Regions from separate parts of the Homo sapiens genome. Here all the other regions are linked to region 1. The links are chromatin loops, found by intact Hi-C in ENCODE. Cell type or tissue: IMR-90. All regions are shown on one strand.

Evidence for each region. A loop is a pair of places that touch in the nucleus more often than their neighbours do. Peaks named below come from ENCODE experiments on the same cell type or tissue, not always from the same donor. Only the 100,000 strongest peaks of a DNase experiment are listed, where the experiment ranks them.
Region 2: it touches region 1 in a loop (7-fold over the local background); 101 of 110 quality-filtered maps call a loop at or near these places.
Region 3: a loop joins it to region 1, with 9 times the contacts of the local background. A loop is called at or near these places in 47 of 110 quality-filtered maps.
Region 4: a loop joins it to region 1, with 8 times the contacts of the local background. A loop is called at or near these places in 87 of 110 quality-filtered maps.
Region 5: a loop joins it to region 1, with 2.2 times the contacts of the local background. A loop is called at or near these places in 68 of 110 quality-filtered maps.
Region 6: a loop joins it to region 1, with 3 times the contacts of the local background. A loop is called at or near these places in 5 of 110 quality-filtered maps.
Region 7: it touches region 1 in a loop (6-fold over the local background); 52 of 110 quality-filtered maps call a loop at or near these places.

The regions. Positions count from the first base shown.
Region 1 is chr5:59,186,202-59,190,201 of GRCh38, reverse strand. The region is part of intron 3 of PDE4D (phosphodiesterase 4D); the gene reads left to right. Among named protein-coding and RNA genes, the nearest start is that of PDE4D-AS1, 150 kb to the right of the region's middle. In IMR-90, a CTCF peak has its summit at 1,572 (motif pointing left); DNase peaks (open chromatin) are centred at 1,561 and 2,241; H3K4me3 peaks cover 373 bases; H3K27ac peaks cover 202 bases.
Region 2 is chr5:59,365,710-59,369,709 of GRCh38, reverse strand. The region is part of intron 1 of PDE4D (phosphodiesterase 4D); the gene reads left to right. Among named protein-coding and RNA genes, the nearest start is that of PDE4D-AS1, 330 kb to the right of the region's middle. In IMR-90, a CTCF peak has its summit at 1,738 (motif pointing right); a DNase peak (open chromatin) is centred at 1,719; H3K27me3 peaks cover 313 bases.
Region 3 is chr5:59,797,860-59,801,859 of GRCh38, reverse strand. All of the region lies in intron 1 of PDE4D (phosphodiesterase 4D), which reads left to right. Among named protein-coding and RNA genes, the nearest start is that of PDE4D, 94 kb to the left of the region's middle. RefSeq lists an enhancer at 852-1,382. In IMR-90, a CTCF peak has its summit at 1,574 (motif pointing right); no DNase peak of the experiment used is centred here.
Region 4 is chr5:59,379,123-59,383,122 of GRCh38, reverse strand. All of the region lies in intron 1 of PDE4D (phosphodiesterase 4D), which reads left to right. Among named protein-coding and RNA genes, the nearest start is that of MIR582, 320 kb to the left of the region's middle. In IMR-90, a CTCF peak has its summit at 2,471 (motif pointing right); a DNase peak (open chromatin) is centred at 2,512.
Region 5 is chr5:59,032,405-59,036,404 of GRCh38, reverse strand. The region is part of intron 6 of PDE4D (phosphodiesterase 4D); the gene reads left to right. Among named protein-coding and RNA genes, the nearest start is that of PDE4D-AS1, 5.4 kb to the left of the region's middle. In IMR-90, a CTCF peak has its summit at 1,818; a DNase peak (open chromatin) is centred at 1,794; H3K4me3 peaks cover 818 bases; H3K27ac peaks cover 1,502 bases.
Region 6 is chr5:59,722,663-59,726,662 of GRCh38, reverse strand. All of the region lies in intron 1 of PDE4D (phosphodiesterase 4D), which reads left to right. Among named protein-coding and RNA genes, the nearest start is that of MIR582, 21 kb to the right of the region's middle. In IMR-90, a CTCF peak has its summit at 1,951 (motif pointing left); no DNase peak of the experiment used is centred here; H3K27ac peaks cover 229 bases.
Region 7 is chr5:59,671,594-59,675,593 of GRCh38, reverse strand. All of the region lies in intron 1 of PDE4D (phosphodiesterase 4D), which reads left to right. Among named protein-coding and RNA genes, the nearest start is that of MIR582, 30 kb to the left of the region's middle. In IMR-90, a CTCF peak has its summit at 1,948 (motif pointing right); no DNase peak of the experiment used is centred here.

The sequences.
Region 1 (4,000 bases):
TAAGGTGTTCAAAGATCCCCTCCCAAATCCATCTCATCTTCTGCCTCTTCTTGAGAACTCATTTCTTTATGCCTGAGTCCATCTCCAAAACACGAATCATGGTTTCCAAATCATGGTTTCCTTTGACGTGAAAAGAGCAAAATCCTAAATTAGAGGAGAATTTAGGAAGCCGTGCAAAGATAGATTGCACTTTTTTGGCCAGGCTAAAGCCTGAAACATCTTGGATAGTAATTTTCAGAAAGGATCCTATAGTATCTCTCCATAGTTTATCCCATTGTCTAAAACACTGTCAGGGCTAGAAATTCTTGCTGGTGTTTAACCTAAACTCTTTTCCACCTCTGATTTCTTATGCTTTCCCCTGTAAGCTCAGAATCCCTTTGGTCCTCAGAAAAAGTGACAGCTTTAAATATTTTTCTTATTTCAATTGTTAAAGTATTCTCTTGTGTTTGTGTTGAAATCTTTTGGTGTGGGTGTTTCCTTAGCACGAAGGCTAGAGAGGAATCCCACTGGAGTGCACGCGGCAACTGACCTTTTTTTCTTGGCCAGAGTTCTTGGGGGCCAAGGAGCACTAAGGAGGCACAATGCTGATAAACTGTAGGAAACTCTTCTCTGCTGTCAGCTGCCTCCGGGCTCAGTGATCCCAGGATTTGTGACACAACTACCCTGTAGTAAAACTCTAAGTTGACTAGAATTTTCATGTGGAAGTGTGTAATGTTAAATGAAGTAGACTCTGATGAAAGAAAGAGAAAACAGGAAAACCCAAGCATTATGCTGGATCCCTGGAGAAACCCTCACTTCATTCAGACTAAGGAGATATCCCTGATTTGAAAATACAGAGGCGGGAGAATAACTTGAACCCAGGAGGCAGAGGTTGCAGTGAGCCGAGATCGCGCCATTGCACTCCATCCTGGGCAACAAGAGCAAAACTCCGTCTCAAAAAAAAAAAAACAAAAAAAACAAAAAAAAAAACGGGGTAGGAACAACTACATCTCTTTACCTTTACTCTAACCAAAATACAGCACCTGGGATACTTCTAGGATAAAAATGCAGTAGTTATTAATACTATAGAATATTACCATTTAGTTGGTAATAAAATATAACCAATATTCTCATATTCCTGCCTGTCCCTCAGCCACTTCACCCAGCAGCAACGATCTTGTGGCCTCATCACCATCCTCAAGCTTGCAGACTGTGCTAGGCCCTCCCTGCCAGGCTATGAAAGAAGATAGTCACCTCGTTTCAGTCGGTGCTAAATTTTTAGCTTTTCTTTAGCCTTAATTAATTTAAATTACAACTACTATCTTCTGGACATCTAAGTTCTTTTTAAGAGCGAACCATATAAAATTGTCTATCAACCTTTTCTGGTGTACAAACCAGCAATTTCATAGGGTTTAAACAAAACATAACCTGGAAAGAGGTTTTCTTTTCATAAAAATGACCTTTCTATTTTGTAAATAAGCATAACTTGACTCCAGCTTTTTCCGGAGGTAAAACCGAAGTAATGAATCTCTCCCAGTGCGGGTCGCCGCTTCCTCCGCCGCCAGTGGCACCTCAACCTCATGGTCTGTGTTTTACCGCCATCTAGTGGTAACAAGTGTATATGGTTATGAAAAACAATCCTCGAAACCATTTATTTTCCTCTTTTTTTTTAGGCTATGATGTTCAGCTGTTTAAGTGTTAAATGATAACCGTATTTTCCTGCTATTTTCAGTGATTCTTATTGTTTAATAAATGTTTAGAAGCACCTAAGAAGATCCGAGAGTAGTGTACGTAAATAACATTGAATCCTTCCCCATGGGCTAATACATGAACCATCTTTGTCTAAAATTTTTCTGTAAAACTACCAGTATTTCCTTCCTAAGGAATATATATTTCTCATCATTCCCAATGTAATTTTGACATTGACTGGCTATACTTCTGCTTGGTGGGGCAGAAGAGAAAGAAATGACCTTAATTTTCTAACCATTGAGCTCTGTGGAAGAAACGTCAGGGATCTTTTTGGTTAGCAAGCATTAAGGAGTAAGGACAACTGTAAAAGGAGCCTTAAAGCTTTGACTACAGTTCTTAAAGAGTCGAATTCAGGGGAAGTGAGGGCTGCCCTGAACAAAAGCAAAGAACAATGGAACTTTAACTTAGGGGCTTCAGTAAAACTGTTTATAGTTCTCCCCACAGCCTGCAGTAACAGATGCTCCCTCTTTGTGCCCTGCAATGCAAAGTGAAAGCTTAAAAGACTAACACAGTGATAACAGTGATGACGACACCAAGAGTCAGTCAGCGAGGCCCAAGACAACACCCCCTTATAAGATTTGTCTAGAAATGTTATTTACACTTCTGCCAATAGCATACATGTCATACTGTAGAAGATAATAGTTAACACCAAACATAAAATTTATAAAATAGTTTGTCCTGCTGCAAAAGAAAAAAAAACCCACACACACACAATAAATAATCTAATACTGGCATGCCTAGGAAATAATTTCTCTACAAGATTATTTATTGCAACAGTGTTTGTACAAAAACAACTTTAAGATAGAAAACCTAAAAGTTGATTGCTAGTGGCCAGGCAGCTGATTGTCTGAAGGAGAGACCGGAAGACAGATTCCTTTTTTCACTTTTTATTTTGAAGTATTTCATATATATAAGGGAATATAGCTTGTAATTATGTAAAATATAAAGAATAATACTAAAATGAACAGTTTAAGAAATAGAACAGTTATCAGTATTTTAATGTCCCCTGAGTGTCCCTCCCCAGGTTAATCTGTTTCTATTGCGTCTTTTCAGAAGTAATAATAATTTTGATTTTTATCTTAATCATTGAAGGGGAGACTTTTTGCTTTATACTCTTTTGTTTAAATTCTGAAGCATGTGAAGATATAAATTATACAAAAATACATAAATTTTAAACTAAAAACAAAGACAAAATAATATTAAATTAGATTACTTATTAAATTAGAAGTTTATTATAATAGAGGCAAAAACTCCTCTACAGAAATTTTTTCTTTGATGAACTAATTTTTCTTTTCATGACTGATGTTTCCCTTCAAATGATCATAGAAAATAAGTTGCCTGCATTTCTATGTCTATTTACCCAGCTGTCAACTGCAATGAACTTAACTATTATGTATTGGAATAAAAATCTCAGAATTCTAGGGTTAAAAATTTTGCCTAGGAAGGGGATCAATTAGCTGGTGCAATGATTTTATCTTAAAGTTTCCATTAGTATGTTTGATATTCACTTCTTAAAACATAAATTAAGCCTGCATGATTTAACGACAGTGGATCATTTATCCGATTTACTTCTGCATCATTCAAGATTTCATGCCTAATGAAAGACATCGTGGTCTGATGTCAGCAGTCGGCCATTTGAATACTCCATCATAGGCAGCGTGACCTTTCAGAGCCGTGGGTTGTTTATATGAGATAATGAGCCAGGTTTTTCCAGTGACTGAGTTAATCACGGTTGGCTTCTTAGGAAGCAGCATTAACTCCTTTAGGGGAAAATTCTCTAAGTCACTGTCCCAAGGCGTACACAGCTCTCCATTGACTTACACAAATGAATGTCAATTTCATAAACAGCAACAACAAAACAGAGTCTGGGACATTTTTGTCTTAGAAAAAAAATTAGACTGATTTTAGTCTAGGTCTGTGCCAGATGAAACATTTCTGAAAACAACTCTGGAAACTTTGAAGCAATTAAAACTTTGGAGACTCTTGAATTACCAATGCTAGGCATTAAGTAAATTTCCCAAGTGCATGCCAAGTCATTAAGTCAAAGGTAACGCTGCCATCATGGGCTAATATTGGCTGAATGCTTTCTATTTGCCAGGCACTGTTCTTGGCACCAAACCTGTCATTCCATATACTCCTCACAACAATTCTACGAGGTAGGTATCACTATCCCAGTTTTCCAGGTTAGGAAGCTGAGGTACAAAGAGGTTGCATATCTAGTCCAAGTTCACACATTTACTACATAACAGAGCCAGACAGTCTGGGTTGTTAG
Region 2 (4,000 bases), 180 kb before region 1:
ATTTTTTAACATTCCCAGTGGCAACACTCCAACATTGAGGGTCCAGAGTTGGTGCTCATATACCCCAGGTTCCACATTCTCCAGTGGGACAGTCCTGAGGCATGTGTATATATGGTCCCACAAAAGGTCCCTGGGGAGATTGGGCCCCATCTGCCCCTGCTTATTAATACACACTGTATTAACTTTTCTTCCTTTGCTATCCCACTTCTCCATCACCTAACTTTGATTTCCTAGAATCGCCTTCCTGCCTCTTCTCCAAATAAACTACGCACTCCAATATTTTGCAGTCTCCCTGGAAGGAATTAAACCTAAGACTATTAAATACCCATATGTCAATCTCCAAGAAGGAGATTGATATACTATTCTGAAAACCAGGCAAAATGTCAGGGATGGAGATACAGTTGGGAGGCGTTAGTCTTTTTCACAAGCCTATTCAAAAGCCCATTGCACAAGCACTAGATATGTGTAGATTCCTACACAGACTTGTTACCGTCCTTGTCTGCCTCATGTCATCTCTTCCACATGAATACAATGATACTCATCAATGAATGCTCTGAACTTTCAGCAAAGGCCACAGTAGAATTTCTAGATAGTAGTAGATTGAGAAGTGATGACAATTTGATTGGAAGCTAAGGGATCTTGGGGACTTGTCTTGAATTTGCATTTACATAGAAAGCACATCGTTTTTATGTTTGACACATATTTATTTGTGGTGGGTTTGGAAAACCTTGTAGCGGTTATGGAGGGGCACCCCAACCCATCCTTTGGTGTTGCCATTGCTTTTTAATTATGATTTGTGCTAAGCCACACATTCTCATTTTACCTAGCTCAGGGTTCTAAGCATGTTTTTCATGATGGTTTGGTTAGGAAAGTGAGTAGCAATGAATGAGCTCCTCAATAAATACATAGCACAGACACTGACAGGCAAAGTGAAGTTTGTAATCACTTCCCAATCAATTGTTCAACTGAATGTGAGAAGAAATCATTTTCTCTCCTGTTTTGAGTCAGAATATCACATAAAGCACAACTCTTCCTGCATACATTGTATCATATTCCACAGTAATTTACTTTTTTGCAAGAAGTATCCAAAATTTGGTTTTTCCTGCTGAGCAGTTATCCAGATAATTGCAAATCAGTGGAATCATTTACATGAATAAAGATTTTTATTCTAATTAACGTGCTAAATCAAGCACACCAAATGTCTCTAATTCTTATATTACTCAAATGGCAATATTTTTGTCAGTGACTATCATATGAAATTTCAGGTGCCTAATGCATTTTCAAATGGCACTCATAAGCATACTAACGTTTTATAAATAAATGTCTCCATATTTTTAAGATGAATGGACAATTTTTGATTTTTAATGTAGTCCCCAATTTTCAATTTTTCAATTTTCATTTACCGAATGGAGAAACAGCATTCATCAGAGCAAAAGAGCAAGTTTCACAAGTCATGGGAACAAACATAGATGCTAATTTCCTATTTTAGGAAGTTCTTTTTAAAGTATTATCATTAAGAAGCACAACTCTGTGGAATATTTATGTGCACATTTAATAATAGAGAATTCGGATGTCAAGTCTGTGTGTTACTCATACCCATACATGCATCCTCAAAAAGCCTTGGAAGTTAATCCTCAGCTGATGAAAGCTAAGCAATTGCTCTGGAAGGATACTTGAAGTTTTTGGCTCTTGGGGTGAAGGTACAGTCACGAAAACCTCTCTTCACAAGAGGGCGCTGTGCAAACAGCTAGCTCCTCGTGAAGGAAAATTGCCTTGCAGACTGGCACGAAGTGGATTTCTTTACATCTATTAAGTGCTCTGCTCTTCATAAAGGAAAATTTCCTTGCAAACTGGCACGAAGTGGATTTCTTTACATCTACTAAGAGCTCTGCTTCTTTCTCTCTCTCTTGCTTTTTCCTTGCCATGCCTCTTCTTAGGCTCTGTAAGGCAGACTTCTTGTCTTCTCTAGTTATGCTTCTGCAAACTGCATCATGCTGATTCTATTAATGATTTGATTTTAAATAATACCATCATAGGTGTTAAATGATGTGTATGCCTATCTGGCTTCTCAGGACTTCTCTCTCACTACTTTACATCTCACCAATGTGTAAAATATCTATGAGACATCTTTAATTTAATATGATTCAAAAGTCTTTACTCTTGACCTTTGTTTGAAGTCTAATCAACTAAAAACCTAAAATTCCTGGTGGGAAAAAAAGAAACTTGACTACTCTAGTTTTTTAATAACATGTATTTCATTTATTCTGATTATAAAAGTCATCTTTATTTATTGTAGAAAATATAAACATTATGGAAAATAAAATTTAAAAACATCTATCATTCTATTACCCAGAAATAACTTGATCAACATTTTGGTGCATATTTTAATGAATAGATTTTTAAATGAGAAATGCTTTTCAGGAGTAATTAGATTCTACTTAGTATTGACAATTTTATAATATGCTTTTAAACAAAGTATTAACATTAACTTTTTTGGAAAATGCCACTTTCTGCTACTTATAGCTGTATTGGCTATTTTCTCAGAACTTCTGCTGTAATGAGTTTATACTAGAGTTGCAAATACACGTTCTTTGAATGTACTTGAGGAGTCGATAGTCTGAATCTGAGATTTTCCACAGCTCTTGGAGCACCTGAGAACACACTAGCTTCTTCCACGATTCTGCAGTACTTGCTCCTTCCTGATAGGATGCCTTTGTAAGCGTACAACTCCAAACATGGGCTGAGTGTTCAGTAATCATTTGTGTTGAGTTCTTCAGTTTCATGGAGACTAAAATTAGGTTTTCTCTGTCACTCTTGTAATGTCATCTGACCTTGACCTGCATTTCAAATTGCTGAGAAGTTAGCAAGCTGACTTTTACACTAGGCACATCAGAAATAATTGATTAAAAATAGAGTTATTGAAGTTGAATTTTTTTCATTTATAGAAAAGTACAATGTCTTGTTCATGACAAACAAGGCCTAACATTTATATAATGTTCATTTAAAATATATCAAAAGAAAACAAAATAATAAAACCCACAGAAAACCCAAAAACAACTCACCTATTAAAACATCTCTTGATTTATAAATATTATAGTTTAGTTTGTACAATATCAGTAACTGTGGAAAGCTCCCAATTATCTCATTCCCAAGTGCTTGACTGACTCATAACTTACCAACAATTTTCTTATTTCAGAGAATCCCAAAAACATATTACCTAGGACTAACCTGGAATAAAACTTCATGGTTGATAGCTTTTATCAATTAAATGGGTATTGATTTGGATAACTCATAATCTTGAGCATATCTTTAGATTTACTTTTTATCCTGAATTTATTTTTGTTAGTAAGATTTAGAAATTCAGATTTATTTTGTGCTTTATATGACATAGAAAAAAACAAATTGTCTTTCCTGTACAAAGTCCACCCTTCAAAATAGACTCCAGAAGAAAACATAGAGACTTATAACTTAGGTTAAACATAGGCACAATCCTAAATAGTATTCAGATGAGTCTTACCTGAATAATTGCTCACCTAATATGATAATCACCTGTTAAGAAGCAGTTTCTTAAATGTCACTGTTGGAATCTAAACAGTAGATACACAGGTGTTCACTGTAAACTTGTTTCAATTTTTCTGTATTTTTGAAAATGTTCATAATACCATCTTGGGGGGAAAAAGCCTCTTTTTGACATGGCAAGAACCATATTCTACTGAAACAGATCTTATATGCTCTATCAAGTTTATATTTTAGACATCCCTAATTCAGCTCATTCTGGACTATTCCAGGACTGATTGCCCTACTAAGGCATGCTTATTTTTTTCTTTATGTGTATAAGAAGGATTCAAAGGGACCGTTTGTCAGTTTTAATGTGTGAGCACTACTGATATGTTTTATTGAGAAAAAGCTTACTGCCACAGATCACAGAGATATTTTTCCGAGGTAAGATTCTTGCTGGTTTGCAAGTTTTGTAAGGAGGCACCAGGACCCATCTCTGTAC
Region 3 (4,000 bases), 610 kb before region 1:
GCTGAGTTCTGCATTTCCTGTCTGAAGTTAGCTTTACCATAAGGATCTGGTGGGTAAGTGTTTGTTGTTCTTGTCATTAATTATTGGAACAGAGTTGTTTGGAGTAGATGATTCATTGTGGAACAAATCGTCTGATTTTGAGGGACATTTTCCATTATAAAATAATTATACATAAAAACAGAAGTATTGCTTTAATACTAAGATTTGTAACAATGCCATGTCATTCTGGTTGTAATGACTCTGTGTCTATTCCACTGGTTTGGAAAATAAAACAGATTGATTTCAGTCATATGAAGATACTTGAAAATAGGTTACATTTAATCAATTAGAAACTAGTTGTTTCTAACTTCACTAATCTTGTAAAAAGAATTAATTCCACCCCACTCCTAAAGTTAGTAGATAGATAGATATCACCAGATAAGTTCCTAAAATATACCTAGGAAATAGCTCTTTCTCAAATAATGATGGTGTCAGTAAGTCTAATGTAAGTCCATTTTATTTTACCCTTTCTTTAGGTTCTGCCCTTGTATCTTAGAATAATGAAATATGAAGTGAAATTTGGTGTCATGGTTTACCTGTAGCCATTTTATAATTTAGATTCATGGGTTTACATTACTTACTGAAACTACTGGGGAAACATTAACAACACAATAGGATTCCTAGATTGATAAACTTCAACACTCAAGCTATGACAGTTGTTCTCAGTCTCGTCTTTGATTCAATGTAAAAATTTGGACAAGTTAATTAGCTTTCTTTTGCTGCGTGTATAGGGGCAGGATAAACTTGAGAATTCCCACAATTATTCAACCCAGATCAAAGATATTTGTCTCAGGAAATCAACAATATTAAGAAAAATGGCTTTTTGAAAAAAAATTAAAAAAATGTTTAGCACCTTCAAATATCAGATTCACATCCTCATCATCCTCACTTAGAGATTTTAAAACTAATAGCAATTTTGTATGGCACATTTGCATTTACAATGCATTTTTGTACACATTCTATTTTCCCCTAAACCCAGGGAGACTGGAAGAGCAACAATTTACATATTTGCGTATTTTTAGAAAGTGAGTCTTAGAAAGGTTAAGTGACTAACCTAGGCTCAAACAGCCAGAAGTGTGTGGAACAAAGGCACCACACAGCTTTGCTGACTGTGAGCTCACTCTTTCTACTCCTCCAGCTATGCCAGCTATACAATAGCAACTTGTGAGAGGTGTTAGGTGTGAGGGATAGTAGGGGGGTAGGGGTGGGGAGGGGAAGAGGAAGCAAAGTCCTCATACTGATTGTATTTTTATCACTTTTCTAAAGGATTTTATGTTTTACAGCCTATTTGTCATTGGTGGAAATATCTCTACACTGGTGCTATAAACAGCAAAACATGCACTTGAGACTCCCTGCAAGCCCATCTAAGTTTTAAGGGTAATTGAGAATAGCAGCACTTGATACACATATCTTCATTTACTATATAGTGTGATCAATTATTTTCCCTGATACTAAGGGAAAATTAAACATCTTTTCATTGGTTGTTGCATTTCTTTCACGGTGTTTTTAATGCACTTTGCGAGCTTTTGTAGTTCTCAAAACTGGCCACTAGATGGTAGTGTTTAGTTAGTATTGTCGCACATGTTCCATTGTGGGAACTTTGATTCTAATAGGAAACATTTCATATATAATACTGCACTGAAACTGTTTCCCCAGTGGCTGAGGCACACGATAAAAACTCTGTGGCTTGAGCCTTCTTTTTCTTTTTTAATGACTAGACCTCCCTTCATTCAACACAGACCTTTCTTCCACATACTACTTATTCAGCAATTCATTTTTCTCCCCATAATAGTCTTTTTAAACACCCCACAGTGAGGGAGTGTTAAAAGTCCTGCCTTTCGTAGAATTTTGCTCTAAACTTCTGAGAGGTAAAGCAGATCTGGTGCCAAGATGATGTGTTCTAGGGAAGTACAAGGACAATAGACTTAAAGACCTGTGCTGCCAGCTTGTGAATAATTGAAGATTTGTATCTCGAAGTAAATTTCAGAGTACCCCTGTACTTCCTTGGGTATCTAAACCAAATAAGACAGAAGTTGTAGTTGCCTGGTATAGATACCACATTGCCAAAATTTTACAGTATTTTGGACAATCCAATAGATGTCTTCTCTCTGCTTTGTTTAAGCCTTCTAATTTCCCCAGCAAGACAAAGCAAAACAAAATTAATTCACACAGCCTGTTTGCATGATATGGTCCGATGGTTTACTATGCTATGTTTGTCATTAGTCACCCAAGCACAGAATCTAAAAGTCACTTATAACCATTTCCTGCCCCCCCATGACTGCTGATTCTTCCAAAACCATAAATCTCCTTTACTAATTCACTTGAATAACCAAACCTGCATTTCAGGTTCTCATTCTTTACACACCCAATAAAAAATGAGATGCCATCTGTTATTTTATTCATTAAGTCAAGTTCTGTTTCTCATGTTCTGCGGGAATTCTTCCCATGTGGTTTTACTGTTTGTTTCACTTTCTTCAATTTCCCTCATCATTACACATAAGCATTTATAAAATACCTCTTCATAAAATCCACTCCAGTCATTCTCTGCAGTTAACTCCAAGATCTCCAAGATCAAAACAGACCCCAAAGTTGTCAATGAAACTGTTCACTTGCACAGTGCAGGGGCTGGGGGTGTGGTTACTTGGGTGTGTGAATATGAACTTTCGGTTGTCTGAGGACAACAGGAAGCCTTGTTTCTGGTTGCTATCATATTAAACTTTAGTTAAGATTTTTATTGTTTATGAGATAGGGAATTTTTTCCCCTGGGGGTCAACTGGGGTCACCCTATTTCCTGAGGGCTAAATAAAATTGGCTGCAATCCCCATCGTACAGATTGTGAAAAGTTCTGCTTTCTCTCCAAAGCTTTTATGAATCCTTGATCACACCAGGCCCCACATCTCTGCTTCAGCCAAATTGGTTGCGTTTAGGAGTTCTCTCACAGTAGCTGTCATCATCTCTTTTTTCCATACCACAGAGGCTCAAGGTAGAACTGAGCCCCTTCCTTAGTTTTCCCAACCACCAGCCTTCCCTCTGCCCCAACAAAACAAAACTTGTTCACACATGGGATTTCTGCATTGTACCACACTTTACTGATGGTTTGAAGAAATGGAAGCAATGTTCACCATAATGTGAGAAGTGACTGTGTTTAGACTTTCATATTCTTAAAAAGTCAGTTACCCAGTGATTTCTATATGGAAGGTGTTAGCCTTTTGCTAGGTTTGCTTGGGTTTTTTCTTTCATTCCTACCCTTCCGTACCTCTCCTACTTCAAAAATTGCTTATAGGAACTCCAGATTTTTCTTACTTAATGGCATTTAGTGCTTTACGTCTCTCCTGCTCCATCCACCTTTTAACTCCCAGAACTACGCAAGTGCTCAGCAGAACAAAATGGGCTTTCATGTAATATTACCACAACTTGATAGAAGATATTTTTGGTTATAAATAGCTTTTAAAAAAAATTTTTTGGTGATTACATGTGGGTACGATGACTAAATTGAATTTTGCTCTTCGTCTCATACACACAAACACACACACACACACACACACACACACACACACACACACACAGGCATTTATATATAGAGAGAGAGAGATGGAGACTTGTTCTGTCATCCCAGCTGGAGTGTAGTGGTGCAATCACAGCTCACTGCAGCCTCAACCTCCCAGGTGCAAGTGATCCTCCTGCTTCAGCCTCCCATGTAGCTGGGATTACAGGTGCGGGCCACCACACCTGGCTATTTTTTATTATTTTTTGTAGATGCGGAATCTCCCTATGTTGCCCAGGCTAGTAACTCCTAGGTGTAAGTGATCCTCCAGACTCGGACTCCCAAAGTGCTGGGATTACAAGTGCAAGCCCCCATACCCCCAGCCTTCTGCTCCTATTTGACCTAGAAATTCCATATAGTAGCCATAGCATTCATTCATTCAACAAATAATTATTGAACACCTACTTGCAAAAAGGA
Region 4 (4,000 bases), 190 kb before region 1:
CTAGAAGATGATTAATATTTCATGTAAACCAACTTGGTCACACTATGAAGATGGAAATGTAAAACTTGTTACTTTTCTATCCATTATTAATTGCTTAAAGCTCTTCCATGCTTTAGATACCGCACTAAGCATTTATGTTTCAGCAAAGTATTGGCATAAAATAAAGCTTACAGGATGGTGTGAAGGCAATATTTTTTGAGTGTCTACAGCATGCCACAAAATGACTTCAATGCTTAGAATAATTGAATTACATAAATATAATGTCCCCATTTTATAGGCGAAAATACTGAGGCTCAACAGACATAAAATGGCTTGAGTTACCAGGCTACAGTAGAACTAGGATTTCAGTCCAGGTCAGTCTGACCCCAAAACCTTTTCTTTTTTCATTGTTTGGATTTAGCACCCCCAAAAATGTCTTGTAATGCAGATTTCCTGGGTCCAGGGAATTGTTTAAGTTTTTGTTCTAAAAACTTTCTTATGAAGCAGATTACATATGGAAAATGACCCTATGGACTATGAGAATTGGCCTTTAGAGAATGTCACTGCCAGCCCTGTTGGTATCTATAAGAACCAATAAGCATTATTTACAGAGAGTGATATACACAGTGATAATTAAGAAATAACTATATTTATGATGACAATTTTGCCAAATTTACTAGAAAAAAATAAAATATCCTCTGATTTGAGATTTATTGTTCTTTTCTTTTGCAGGTAAGTTTGGAAATTTTTTTTGCTTGTGGAATAGAGGTATGGTATCACTTTTTTCTGAATTTTATTTTAATTGCTTTTAACATTGAGCACCTTTCATAAGTAATATGTTTCACCACCCATTCGGTTGTTGTTGTTGTATATATTTGGAAAGTAACATTGTGGGTTTGCGTTATTTGATTCAGAAATTTTACATATGTGATTCCATATGGTAAATCTATGCAGTGTTTGTATTTGGGTTTGTGTTTAAATTATTTCTGTGTCAAGTATAAGGAAGAGGATTGTAGTGCGGGGTCTGTGTCAGGGAAATGGGGGACTGTAAAGAACAGAGGAAAGAATATGCATGTAATGAGAGGTTGAAAGGCTGAGAAGGGCAGCTCCAGGCATGTAATCTACAATGGCCATGAATGCATGTCATGAGGAAAAGATGCCTTTTCAGGAACAAAATAATCAACTGAAAACTGTTTTCATTCACTTTTCTAAGCCCCTAGTTTTTTGTTTTCTCCTATTATTGTGCAAAATTTCTGGCCAGACTATTGCTGACATGTACCTTTGAATAAAAAAAATGGCTGTAACTATTCTGAAACATGTTAAGTTAGAAAGCAATAAAATAGATCCACTTCCTGGAAAAAAGCTCTTATTAACTATATGTCAACTATTTCAGATAAGGAGTAGGAAGTTTCAGTAAAGCTTCTAGATACACAAAAGAGAGGATAAAATATTAGAGGGACTTAGAAAGACGTGATATTTGCACTGAGGAAAGAAGGTAGCCTGTAAGTTGACCACATAGGACCACGGCTTTATTATTGTGCACCGTGCTTTCATTAGTATATAAAAGAGGTGATTGTGTGAGATTTAAATCAAGCATGAACTTAAACTAAATTCCATATTAATTATAAACGGTATGTTTACTTTATTCAAAAAAAGATATATGTTTCTCAAAATAATTGCAAATATTATTATTAATTATATAAAAATAAAGAGGAATGAGGATACTAATCTACTCACCTAAGTTCTAGCTAAGAGATGAGGTAGCAAAGGAGGAAGAAGTTCTTCAGTTCCTGGTCTTGATGGGTAAAGCGATTTGATCTCATTATATTCTCTCCAATATAATCATATTAATATCGAAGTCATCAGAACGGAGTTGATATTATCAAGCTAAGTAAATATTAGAAAAATAAAAATTAACAAATGGTTTCACTAAAACTGCAAAGTTTGTACCTGGACCACAAAGCTAATGGACTGGCCTACAATGGTCTTTGTTTTAACTAGTATTCCGGGGGTTGATGGAAAGGGAGTGGAATTAAAGGGCATTGTAAAATGTCATGGCATCCAATCTAATTATCAGAGCTCTAGCTCCAGGGTCAGCAAACTTTTTCTGTGACAAGCCAGATAGTAAATATTTTAGCCTTTTGGGGCCACAAGAACTCTGTAGTAACTACTCAACTCTGCTGTTGCAGAGCAAATGCAGTTATCTGTAGACAATCTGTAATGAATGAGCATAATATGTTCCAATAAACTTTATTTACAAAATGAAAAAAAGTAGTGGGCAGGATTTGCTCTGTGGTAGTTTTCCAACCCCTACCTAGCTCCCTTTGAAATAAAAAAAAAATTAAGTAAACTTTAGAGATTTTGGAACAAGATGTATGTTGGCCCCCTTCAGATACAGATAAACACTTGGTCTAAGAATGAAATGTTGTTCAACTGGAGTTCAGAAACAAGATATGAACTTCTCAAAAGCTTTGATGAATTTAAACACTAGAGGGCACAAAAGGACATTTTTAAGTCAAGGACCTCTTGTAAACAGAACACTACAATTATGAGAAACTGCCTGAAGTAGAGCGATGTGACCTCAATGTGCATAATTTGTTTGAAATGTCAGCCTGTAGCTCTTGTGACCTCACTGACCACAAAAACTTGAAGTGGTTGACCACCTTCATGTTGCTGTAATAATAGCCACATGTCTTTCTTCTTTTTTTCCTACTTCTTTCTCACTTCTTTCTCTCTCTTTTTTTTTTTTTTTTTTGATTGCTTTTGGCCCTTTCATAAAATATGGCCAAAATTGAGGATTTATATGATGGGATTTTTTTTCATTTCCTAATAGTTTTTTTAATTGCTTTAGATTCTAATTTTCATGTGGTGAGTCCTATTTGTAGTAAATAAGTTATTTTGAATTATGTTGTGTCAATCTTTTATAAAATCATAATAAAATAATGCATGTTATTTATGCATATGATTTATGCATATAATAATGTATATTGACAGATGTCATCTGTTACATTGATTTATGAACTAATTTGAAAGTTTTATTTCAGAAAAATGCTTAAAAATCAGCAGAAGCTTGAAGCCTCAAAATTACTCCTACCCTTTAACACATGGACACAAAGATGGTAACAGTAGACACTGAGGATTCCAAAAGCCAGGAGGGGAAAGGGGAATAAGGGAGGAAACTCTACCTACTGGGTACAATGCTGACCACCTGGGTGATGGGATCAGCACTGCCCCAAACCTCAGCATCACGCAATATACTCATGTAACAAACCTGTACATGTAGCCCCTAAATCTAAAATAAACATTGATATTTTTAAAATCCTACCTCTTAATTTAGTAATTCTGCTTGTAGATATTTGGATTGTGGAAGTAATTTGGGATATTAAAATATTTATATTCAAAGATATTCACCGTAAAAATACCTATAATATTGAGAACCTAGGTATATTCTATGTATTTCACATGAACTAATGTTTAAATAAATTTTCATATTAGACCCAGCCAATAGAATCTTGTCAACCATTAAATATATTTTCAAATGACATTAAGTGATAGAGAAAATGGCTTATAGTAAACCATGAATGCAAAGCAGAATCCAAAAATTATGTACATCAAATCTCAATTGAATGTTAAAATTAGATGCGTAAATATATGTATATACATATAAAAATAAAGAAAATGAGCCAGATTTACAAGTTGCCTCTCGGTATAGATGATTTTTAAAAAAATTTAATTTTCTGAATTTTCCAAATTTCTATCATGAATATTCATCATTCATATGGTCATAAAAAATAAGTATTATTCAAACAGAAAACTATTTTTGCATTCTGACAGCACTTTTTTAGGTGTGATTCTTAGATCAGTGGTGCTAAAAGTCAGAAGGTTATAAGGAAATTATTTATGTATCAGGCAATCAATTTAAATGAATTATTGATTGTTACGCAGACACATCATTAGAGTCACTTTTTTAGCCCTGGGATGGGATGATTTGTCTCAGGTTTGGGTGTTGTGGCTTAGTTGC
Region 5 (4,000 bases), 150 kb after region 1:
TGTTAGTTTTATTACCATCCATTCTTTTTACATACACGTGTTCAAACTGATATTTTCAGTTTATTCTCCTTTAGCCTTTGAAAAATTATGACAGTTTTCTGTGTTCTCTCTTGAGGTTTTAAAAAATTTACTCTAATAGATTGAAAAGCACAATAAAAACACTAGTAAGAGATCAGGATTTTTAAATGGTGATAGAGAATACTTATTATGGAGATGGATTTAGGTATTAGGAAGGAGGAAACTGATTCCTCAAACCCATTTAACAAACTGGGTTAACACATTATTTCTGTTTCTTAGACTTCTCAATAAAAGGCATCTTAGCCAATTAGCAGCTTTTAAATGATGCTCTAGGAGCAACTAGCTGTATTTCCTGTATTGGTATTATATATGTTTCTTGCTTGTTGATGGCATTGAAGCAGGAAAATTATTGAATTCTTGGCCAAGGCTAGGGTTGGCTGTAACACATGTAGGATGCTTGTACCAAGTAGGGTAAGAGATTCCAGATGGCATTTAATTTGAGTGATTAAATCTATGGCATTTACCCTTATAAGCACATTAATCTGCCTGAGATTTGTACAGATTTCCTTTGGAACCTCATTGCTACAATTGAGGGTAATTTTAGTGAGGTCTCAAAGCTTTGGAGGCAGGCAAACCTGGAAGTTGAATTATGGTTTTGTTTCTTGCTAATGGAGTTACATTAGAGAAATGACTTCAATTTTTTTTAGCTTCAGTTTCCTTAGCATACAATGGGCACCATAATAACTATCTTGAAAAGTCAGTGTAAGAGTTCCAAAGAATATATACAAAAGAGCTAGCTAATATAGTATCTGACAATAGTAGGCACTGTATCTGTTGTTATTGCTATTATTTGGGTTTTAGGTCAAACTTCATTGGTTGCCTACGTGGCTAAAATGTCTTTTTACCATTCGGTTGTAATTTATACCAGACACTTCAAGTTTGATGGATTTTTATAATTCTTAGATAACTGTCTATAGCGCACATTTCTGTATCATAAAAATGCTTAAATTATATTTACAGTTTTTGTGGTATAATACAGACATGAACATTCTGAAGTTCTAATTAGAAGTTTAGGCTTTTCTTAAATTCCAGTTACAGAATGCCAGACAGAAGAGCTAACTAAGTACTTTTCCTGTTTTACTCTAAAACTGAAAATGCAGACCTTACTAATTTTTAGAACATGTGAAATGTAATAAGGGTTAGTGGTCAATGTGCCTTTTCAGTAAAACACCTTTTAAGCAGAATAGTTTCACCATGTTTTTGGTTACCTTTCTCTCATGGAAAGTATATTGAGGATGGGAGTCAGTAGAGAGGAGAGCAGGACAGCGGCCTGGGCCTCAGGGCTTTCAAGGATTATGCTATGGAACCCTGTAACGTTATCCTCTTGTGACCTAATAATGCACATTTCACCAGGCCTTCCCTGTAAGTTCAGTGAGGTTCAAAGGAGAAAACGAAATCATTTTGAGTTATTCCCAAGACATATCACTATAAAAATGTATTTTGTTTCTGCTCTAATTTTGGGGGCAGTTTGAGGTTTGGCATGGCTGGAAATGACTGTGTTTCAAGCTGAAAGTCTGTCTTGAAGTTAGAATCCAGACCCTTTCTAAGAGACTTCAGATTTTTCTATACTTCATTCCAAATATACTTAGGCCAGCTTTACAAATGTGGTCATGACTTCTTTATGGAATTTATTTTGTGTATTTGGCTTTTGGCAAACCTCTCTAGCATGTTTCTGTTGCCTATAAATTAAATTGCTTTGCTGGGTGCTTTGTCTCAGAGCTTTCTCTGGCTGCTCCCCCTACTGCTTTGTAATAGTCAATGCAGAACATATAGTAGGACTTTTTGTTGATGTATTTTCTTCTGGGCAAGAGGGGTGTTATAACAAATATAGGATCTTCATAGAAGTGGCTAAATCTTAAGATATTTCCACATTATGCAACTACAGTGTAACTCAACAGATATAAATGTTAAACTTTTGCTAAGAAGGAAACTAAGTTAATTGGAAAAGGCATGTTAGTTTTATAGAGAGAAAACAGCCTCAGTTGTTTTCTACATTAACATATTAAATCTTAGATTAAAAAAGTGTTAATATGCCTAAATACAAACTTTAAATTTCAAAAGAAAATATCTTCTATAATTATAGAAAATCAACATTTAGATGTTTTGAGTTCGATATCTGCTTTTTCATCTACTCAATAAAGGTAGATTTGGGAAAGATTTATGTAGCTTACATGTAGTACCTTAAAGTTAATATGAAAGATTGAGAATCCTATAATCACTGTTAGAAAAAATACTTTCTTTGCTTTTAAGTAATAATGGAAGAGGGAAACAATTTTAAAGGAAATTTTTCTTTCACTGAAAAGTAGAGCCCTTGATGTTACCTTAGCATAAAACTTAGGATTAAAACAAATCTTAACTTGTCTCTGTTGTCATCCGTTCAGTTCCTGTGCCAGTATTTAGTGAAAGTTTAATTATTCCCAACATTTAATTATCAAAAACTCCTAATTTTTAATTATTCAATAAATTAATCATTACTAGATAAATTTCTTTTTTTCAGTTACATTTTGACTTAATATTTGGGGTAGTAGTGGTAACTTCTGTCTGAGAGCATTATGAACTGTCTACGTTTTCGAAAAAAATTCCGAAACATAAGGATTGCCCATGATAAAAGAAGTATTTTTTCTAATGTTATGGGTAGATTAAACAAACTGGTATTTTTCTAGAGAGAAAGGATGATAGATAATGCTTTTGTTCAGTTTAAGAAGATTTCTGCGATAGTTACATAGACTGTAGCTATCACTTAAGATATAAATACATGATGGATGTGCAGTGCTGTTTATGTCATTATTTTCAGTGGATTCACAAAATATGTAGGGTTTGGTTTTCTCTTTTTCAGCAGGAGGGACCAACTCTTTTTCTAGAACTGTAGATTGCTGGGGTTAATTTTGTGATAGCGTAGCTCTAGTAGGGGAGCAGTTTTTACATGGCTATTTGTTGTAATAGTTTAATTGACACTGTTAGTCTGAGATCTTTCTAGAATGTAGAGAGATCAGTAGCACTTTATTTTAATATTCACATTAGTTTTGAAAGGCATTTGAAGAAGACTTTTTTTATTCCCTGTAACAGGGATTGGGGGGTATGCCTTGATATTTGCTTAAACAACAAACAATTCTGCTGCGTCCATTAGGAAATTAGTTAAGTTCAGTGACCAACTACAATGACAATAGGTTTATTATCTTTTACTCTTAGAGAATAGTTTATCTTTTATAAAGTATTTATTATTATTATTTAGTATTCAGAGCTTCTTGTTTTTGTTTTGTTATACTTTGTATGTGATAAGGATGAATGATATTTACTCCCTGGCCTGGAGTAGGCACCAGTGATACTTACAGCAGCTTTGTACAGTGAAAAGAACATAAATGTTTTTCATTAGGCAAACTTGGTTTCAAATTCCAGCTCTGTTGTTTCCTATCTAATATTTTGGGCAATAGGCCTTACCGCTCTGGAGCTCAGTTTTTTCATTTATAAGTGGCGATAATGAAAGGGGAAAATAAAATGAAAAAGTTATTGAGACCATTAGCTATAATGTATGTAAAGCTCCGTTTGGTGCATTAGCACACACTGGGTGCTCAATAAATTGCATGTGCTTGCCTGTCTAGAATATACTAAAAAAGAGAGATTAAGAAAAACTCTGTGTCACATATTTCTTGCAATGTAAAAACATAATATTTCTTAGAAGAAAAACATGACTTTTCTATTCTTTAAGAATTTACAGTCCAAATTAATGTTGCTCAAACTTTGTCATTTTTGAGACAGAGTCTCGCTCTGTCGCCAGGCTGGAGTACAGTGATACGATCTCAGCTCACTGCAACCTCCGCCTCCCAAGTTCAAGCAATTCTCCTGCCTCAGCCTCCCGAGTAGCTGGACTACAGGCGCATGCCACCATGCCCAGCTAATTTTTGTATTTTGAGTAGAGATGGGG
Region 6 (4,000 bases), 540 kb before region 1:
TCAGCTCCAGCTGCTACAACAAAATACTATAATCTGGATAACTTACACAACAACAGATTAATTTTCTCACAATTCTGGAGGCTGAAAGTTCTGAAATTAGGGTGCCAGCATGTTTAGGTTCTATTGGGGGCCCTCTTCCTGGCTTGCAGTCAGTGCCTTCTGACATGGTGGAGAAAGAGCAAGCTCTCTGGTGTCTTTTCTTATAAGAGCACCAATCCCATCATTGCAGGCCCCACCCTCATGATCTCATCACCTCCCAAAAGACCCATCTCCGAATACTATTACATAAAGGGTTAGGGCTTCCACAAGTGAATTTTGAAGGGGACATAATTCAGTGCATAGCAATGAGTATCTTGTAGGCTTATGACCATATAATTTGAAGCTATGATTTATGTAGAAGTTGGACAAAAATGTTTCACATAATTAGTTATGTTCACATGATCTAATGCCTGAAACTCATTTTTAAATATGCCTGAAACTCATTTGTTAAAATTATAGTGTTGGGAAAAGAAGCATTTAATATTTGTTAGCATTGAACTTAAAAAAAATTAAACACATTGACTTTAGAGAAATGTATATGTTGAAGAGTAGGTGTGGATGAAATGAAAGAAGAGAGCTAACCCTTCTCAGTGCCAGACACAGTGGTGTGGGCATTAATAATTCAACCCTCATAGCAGTCCTTAGGGTGGTCTTAACCATTTCATGGGGAAATTGAGACTCAGAAGTTTACTAATTTGGCCAAAGTCACATAATTGTTTAGAGACTGATTCAAATCAATGTCTTCTTTATTCCAATCAATCTTTTAGGGACCTTATCTGTTATTTATATGAAAAAAAACAACTAACTTTAATGTTTATGGAGTTTGTTTAATTAAATAAAGCCCTTAGGATTTCAAATTGTTTCCTAAGTCCAAGAGATCCCAATGAGAAGGAACACAAAGTAATTTTTAATGATTTAAAGTAAATGCTTTAGACTGAAATGGTAGCTTCTTTTTAAATAACATTTCAAATTAGGTTTACTATTAACATTTACAAAGAACCAGGGCTATAAATCAACTTTATATGCAGTGCATTCCATTGATCTTAATAGTTGTATTTGCAAGCTGAGTAGAAGAGATTTACAGTTCTCTCTCAAGGGATAGATCTCCTTTTTTGGGCAATGAATATACTCCTTCAGAAAGTCCTCTTGCTCTTTTACGTACTCTTTTTTGCTTGGTATTTCAAAGGCTTTTTGTTATACTTTAAAAATATTCAACAAAAAGTCACTGAATATCTACAATGTGTTTATATCTTGGGTGTAATGCCTAGGTTAATAAGATGCATAGAAATATGGACCCAGTGCTACAGGCCCAGCAGTGAGCAAAACTCAGGGAAACAAGTGACACTAAACAGTGTGGAGAATGCAAAGGCTAAAGGCTATATGAGTCCTGGCATGAGCACGGAGGTATGGGCTGAGCAGCGCTGCCTGAGGAGGTGATGTACAAGTGGGTATTTATCCCCCCCGGGCAAACCAGAAGGAAAGGTAAAGCCAAGGAACAAAGTAGACAATGGAGATGGTGGGGAATGGAGGGAGAAGAGGAAAGAATCTTGGAGAGATAGTCAGTCTTAAGGTCCAATTAAACTATTTCATGGCAGCCATTATTATCCTGAATTTTATGGATGAAGAAGTGAGGTTCAAAAATATTACATAACTTGCCCTGTGTGACAAAATAAATGAAAAGCAGAGCCAGGTTCAATGAAAGTATGTTTGACTTAGGTTTTAAAATTCTAGTCATAAATGGCAATTTAATGTTGTTATATATTTGTATTGGGCTTCAGCAAAAACAAAAATAAAACCTCAAGTACACAAAAGCTCTAGTAATAGAGCCATGTTTGTGCAGTTATTTCCAGCAATCCTTGGAACCTCCAAAATTCTCCTCAGCCTGACATTATATGCCCTATGTGTCATTTCATTATGTCACCACCTGGTGGTGCACTCACACCCACTTTGGGAGAAAGGGGGTTAGAGAAGGGAGGACATCTGTGGACAAGCCAATAAAAGCATTTACTGGCATCGTGACTTCATAATTTACACTTTTATTTATGCATAATTAAGTATAAATAAACAAAAACATGTATTTTCTAACTGCTACCTGTTCTGTTTCCAGTCTTGCTTGAAAATCATCTTTCTCAAAAAACTACCTATCATGTGCTATGCCCATTACCTGGGTGACAAAATGATCTGTACACCCCTACAAAATGCAACTTAGTCATGTAATAAAGCTGCTTATGTTCCCTCTAAACCTAAAATAAAGGTTGGAAAGGAAAAAATAAATAAGATAAAAATTATCTTTCTCTATCAGAGTAATTTGACATCTTGAGGAAGTGATCCTGGGACTTCATATTCTTTAGGATTCAGGTGTCCAGATAATCCCAGAAGTAGCCAGCAATTTGGCCATTTGGGGTGTAGAAACCTTCATACCTAGGTTATTGTAATACCTCAGGCTATTCTCTCCAGGTTTCCAGTGATTAATTAGCTGTGAACCTCAACCAACACCTGACTCTAGAAGAGTCTTCAAATAGGTCCTAGAAGGACCAAGTAAAATCACCATCCCTCAATCCCTCAATTTTTCCTTTTTCCAAGTCAAGAATAAAAGAAGTCTGGGAAACATTGCCAGGTCAGCTTCTTTTTAAGCTCATGATTTTCTGCTACCTGAGGGAAGGAGAGAAGGAAAAAGAAAAGAAAAGAAAACCTCAATGAATGCTCCATAACCTGGATTTTAATCTCTCTTTCCCTTTTTGGGATAAAATTGTTTAATGTAATTAACTACAAGGAGAAAAGTTAACCAGTGGCTTCTGCTTTTGCTGAAAGCACTTTTTCAAACCCAGCTGTCATGTCAAATGCATTCAATATTAGTTTGGACAACTCCTTACGTGGGTCTCAGAATGCATCTCTAAAGAAAGTGTTTAAATATTTTTTAATGTGAAAACCCATATGGGTATTTTGGTGATAGGATTTCTTCTATGATTCAGGAATAAAGTATAATGCCCAAATAGGCCCTTGCCATTCCTATCAGGGACATTGCATCCATAATCCATTTTCCATATCCGTTTGTATGTAAATGAAAAGTCTCACACATCACAACTTCTGTTTTTCTCATTGTAGGATCGCCTCATCTGTATTTATCCACATTAGTAAAAATTATCCAAATCCCAGAAATATAACAATAGTCCGTATTTCTTGAGCATTTACTCTGTTCTAGGCTCTGTGTTAAATGCTTTGCATGTAATGTCTCATTTAGTTTTACCACATTCTATGAGGTATTTACTCTCCTTTTCTTATATGGGTAAGAAAACATGTTGAGTTATTCAGGTAATTTGCCTATATTCACATACTGGTCATGAGAAAACTAGAGGACCCAGGAGATTGAAGCCCATATTTCATCATTTGACTGTCCTAGGAAACGCCTTGTATACTTGTTTTTTTAAGGTATTCTGTCACCCAAGAACATTGAAGGTATATGCAGATTCTCTTTTCCTGTTCTATTCCACTAGACCTGAATATGAGGGATGAAAATTGCTTTGGTTTTGATGTGACTTCAGTACCTTCTGTATTTGACACAGAGGTGAGTCACATCCTGATCAGTGTTGAAAGCATTTAGTAAGATTATTAGTTTATAAAGAAGGCTGAACCATGACTATATAATAATGAAGCAATTGTAAAAAAATCAGAAAGCATTCACATTCATTCCTTGAATTTCCAAAAGCATTCAACAACAGAAAAAGGGCAAACACGTTTATTCCATGTATATATACTGAATTCCTACTATGCACCTTCAACAATAAAGGCTTTTGGTATATAGGAGTATACTGAGCCCAGTTAGATTCAAGTGAAATTCCTAGTAATGTCCTGGTATACAAGGAGCTTAAATGTTCAACATATAACATTGTTTCTTATGATAGGTTTCACCTATAAGCCCTCTAAACTGTTTGTAACTCTATAAGAAATAATTAATAAACCC
Region 7 (4,000 bases), 490 kb before region 1:
CATTCACATAAAGAAACTTAAGTTCAGTAACTTGCTCAGGCTATAAAGTAGAAGAGTTAGGATTTGAACCCAGGTCAGAGGGCTCCAAAGCCCTTTCACTTTCCATCAAAAACATTTGATATTTTGCCAAAAATATCATGACTGTTTGTCCATTGCCATTTCATATCCTTCAAACAGCTATAAAGTGTGGAGAAATGATAACTTCATAACTCACGCTACAGCTCGCAGACACACTTAATTAGCTTAGGGACAAACAGTTGTGACATTATGAGTGGGAGTTGCAAGGCTGAGTTGAATGTACTGATGGGGATGTTGGTTAAAAACAAAAAGCCATTCTATTCTACATCGTGGCAATCTTTGTACTTCAAAAGTAGTAGTATTCTGAGACGTTTACTGTGTATTATAGATTTGAATCACAATTCAGCAATACTAGAGAAGGAGAAATCTACTTTTTCTAAATTTTCTCTACAGTGAAATAAAATGCTTTTGGAATATTTACTTGAGGAATGGGTTATCTGAATGTTCTCACTGAAACTCATTACACCGTATAGTGAAAATCTAGTTACAGGTAGTTGAAGTGTAGGTATAGATAGTATGTGATTCATAATGACGCATGTATGCCATGATTTACCTCAGTCACTGGACAGTAAGAATGTGATTAAGGAAGTTTCCTCTGCAACATTTCAAGATAAGTTAGCTGTTTTGAGCCACACAAATATTAAACTATGCATTGTGGCCAAGTGCCTATAATGCCAAAAGCACCTGTTTCAAATTGTGAGTAATATCTTATGTGTTACACTATTGAAATCTCCTTGTTACAGAATATTAATACTACCTATTGAAAAGAGTAAGAAATAAGAGTTTCTCATTTCCACCCTTTTGGATTTATTTCATCAAATGATGTGTTGATGAATAATGCCCTTTCTGTAAGATGGATAACTCATGGAAAGAAAGCCATTTGGACATGGATACTCAAGATTTTAAAGAATTTAGGAGGTGGCAGTGTGAATATCAAATAAGGTGCCACTTGTAGAGAGAGTATCTCAGAAAAGGAGCAGAGAATCATACAATAGAAAAGTGAAAAGCTGTTTCCTGTGGTAGATAGACTCTAAATAATGATTTTAGAGACAGACATAATAAATTAATTTATTGGTTCATTGAAGAAACATCCTGAGTTCCTATGACATGCTAGGCATTGTGCTGGTGGGGGCGAGGGTTGGGTGAGTAGTGGCGTATGGAGATGAAAAGATGCATCAGACATGGTCCTTGTCTTCATAGAACTTTCCACAGGGTAAAACTGGAAAAACCCTGCTGGGACAGAGTGGGCATCTATTCCGGCTTAGGCAAGCATATCTTATCCTATTGATATCTGTACAATATTATCCTTAAACTAGAAATACAATAATATGTTTTATTCTGACAATGAGGAATAATTTTCCATATTAAGGAATAGGTTAATCTCTAAATAGTATGCTATTTATTTTATCTTACTTTTTCCTCTGTGTTTTTAAATATTTAACAATTTAGGTAGCATCCTAGCAGGGCATCACTAGAGAAATAAAATGAAGCATTTTTAAGTAAATATATTTTACAGATCATTTGGAATTGTTTCAAAAACTTCATTAACTTTTAATGAACCAAAAATATAGTTCATTGGAATTAAATGTTCCATGTGAAGATATTTATTTCGGAAACTACATGACTAAACCAATGGTAAGTTGAAGTTAAAAAAGTGACCCCAAGAGAGGGACAATGTCATATTATTATTGTTATAACCCATATATGTTTAATAATGACCATGCAGGATGGTGCATATAGCAAATAACTAGGTAAAGTTTCTAGGAATTTTTATTCTATTTCTCTTCTTTCAATTCTAATGTATGGGCCAACTCATCATTTTAATACAGAGCTTTGAGAGAAAATGCATAAATGTAATTTTCTGTATGATCACTAGATGGCGCCATGCTTCCCTTAGAATGAAGCTGCTCAGGAATTTGCAAGTGCAGTTCTGAGTATTTCACATAGAAACCTGGAAGATGAGACAATTGTATTTCCCATAAGGTTTTGATTCACTAATATCATCAAAACAACAATTAGCACGTGTTACTTTGCATTCAAAAAGGGAGTAACGATTGGGTTTGTAAACAGTATATTGAAATAATCATTACTGAGGACAAAAGTGAAGCATGCCTCTAAGAGGTAATTCGGAAGGTCTCTTTTGCTTTCCAAAAACATACTAGTAACAAGGAAACATCTTATACTTGCTTGGAAAACTGGGTCCTAGTCAATGAGCTATGTCTTAAGGAATGGAAATACTGGCAAATGTGGTAAAGTTTACATAGCCATTTTCTGCAAACCAAGAAGATAAATTGCATTCTGCCTAGTCTTAGGCAAACAGTTGGGCCATTTACTGTTCCATCAAAAAAAGGATTGTCAGATCCCCAAAAGCACAAGGATGCATATAGAGTGTCCATTTAAACTTCCTGATCAAAGATATACACTCGTGAAGGTGGAGTGGAAGACTTCTTTATAGGAGTATGATTCATGTTTATAAAATTGGAGACACTTAGAAAGTTGAGTTAAAAGTGACTCAAAGGATATCTTTTCATTGCCCTTTTTATAGATGGAAAAACATGGATGTAGCTGTTTCATACAGCTAAGACACTAGTGCATCAAAACACAATACATTTGTGAGACATCTTGTTATGATTTCAAAGCAGTTTGTCAATAAATGTGTATGTTCAATGGTTACAGTTTGGGATGGTAAGACATCATCAGCTCAGAATAGTAACATCCTTCCCTTTATCTTTTTTATAGAACTTTAAACCTGGATGCAATTTTAAGATCATATGCATCATTTTTTCTATATGGTGATTACATTCTAGATAAATTAATTTGTGATACACTCTGGACTTTTTGTATTACATCAAGTTGAAGTTTCCTTTTGTGGACTTAGAAACAAAAAATTTGCAGTAATAAAAATGAAAAGAGATTATGCAAAAATAATTACTAATGACCATGTTTCTTAGGTGATGAATTTAATTGAGTGTTGGTATTTTAAGAATACGTGCATCAAGCAAATTATAATGTAACCAAATATCCAGAGATTTGAGGAGGAATATCAGGTTATTATCACATTTCAGAGCTGAATTTTTCTTCTTTGGTTCATTGACTGCATTGAATCTTTGTTTTGTGGGTGATATAAACTTTTTCATTTCATTCCTTGCTCTAGGAGTGACTCTGGGGAATCATTAGGTACATGCTTGTTGGTTTTCCATAATAATTATCTCTGAGCCCTAATGGTTTCTGGATTTGGCCTCTCTTCACTTTCTCCAACTTTAGGCAGGAGTTCAGAATGGCCTTCAGTTGCAAAGAGAAGTATAAATCCAACTTACCATCTAGTCTCTTTCTGTGTGGTCTTGGCAAATTTTTTAATCCTGGCTAGGCATGCTGTTACTGGCAGAAATGAGGTTCTGCCTCAACTTTAGCTCCAGCCCTGCCGTTAGCCTGAAGACTTTCCAAGATTTAGGGAGGGTCCATGAATATCTCATCTTCAAGAGTGTGCTATAGAGTTATCGAGCAACTCAGATCTTTTAAAAATCTTGAGTTTAGGAATCATACATTTAAATGTCAGTTCTCCTAGAAAATGAAGATTTTAATCCTTTAGAAAAAAATCTAGGGACAAGGAATTCTAGCATTTCCTAAAGATTCCATCATAAGTAGTGCTTTTAATGTAAAGGGTTTCTTTGAAAAAAATTATTTCTTTACTTTTTTTTTTTTTTTCCTTGAGACAGGGTCTCCCTTTGTCACCCAGGCTGGAGTGGAGTGGTATGATCATGGCTCCTGCAGCCTCTACTTGCTGGGCTCCAGTGATCCTCCCACCTCAGCCTCTCAAATAGCTGGGACTACGGGCTCACACCACCACACCTGTCTCATTTTTGTATTTTTTGTAGAGAAGGGGTTTGGACATGTTACCCAGGCTGGTCTTGAATTCTTGGGC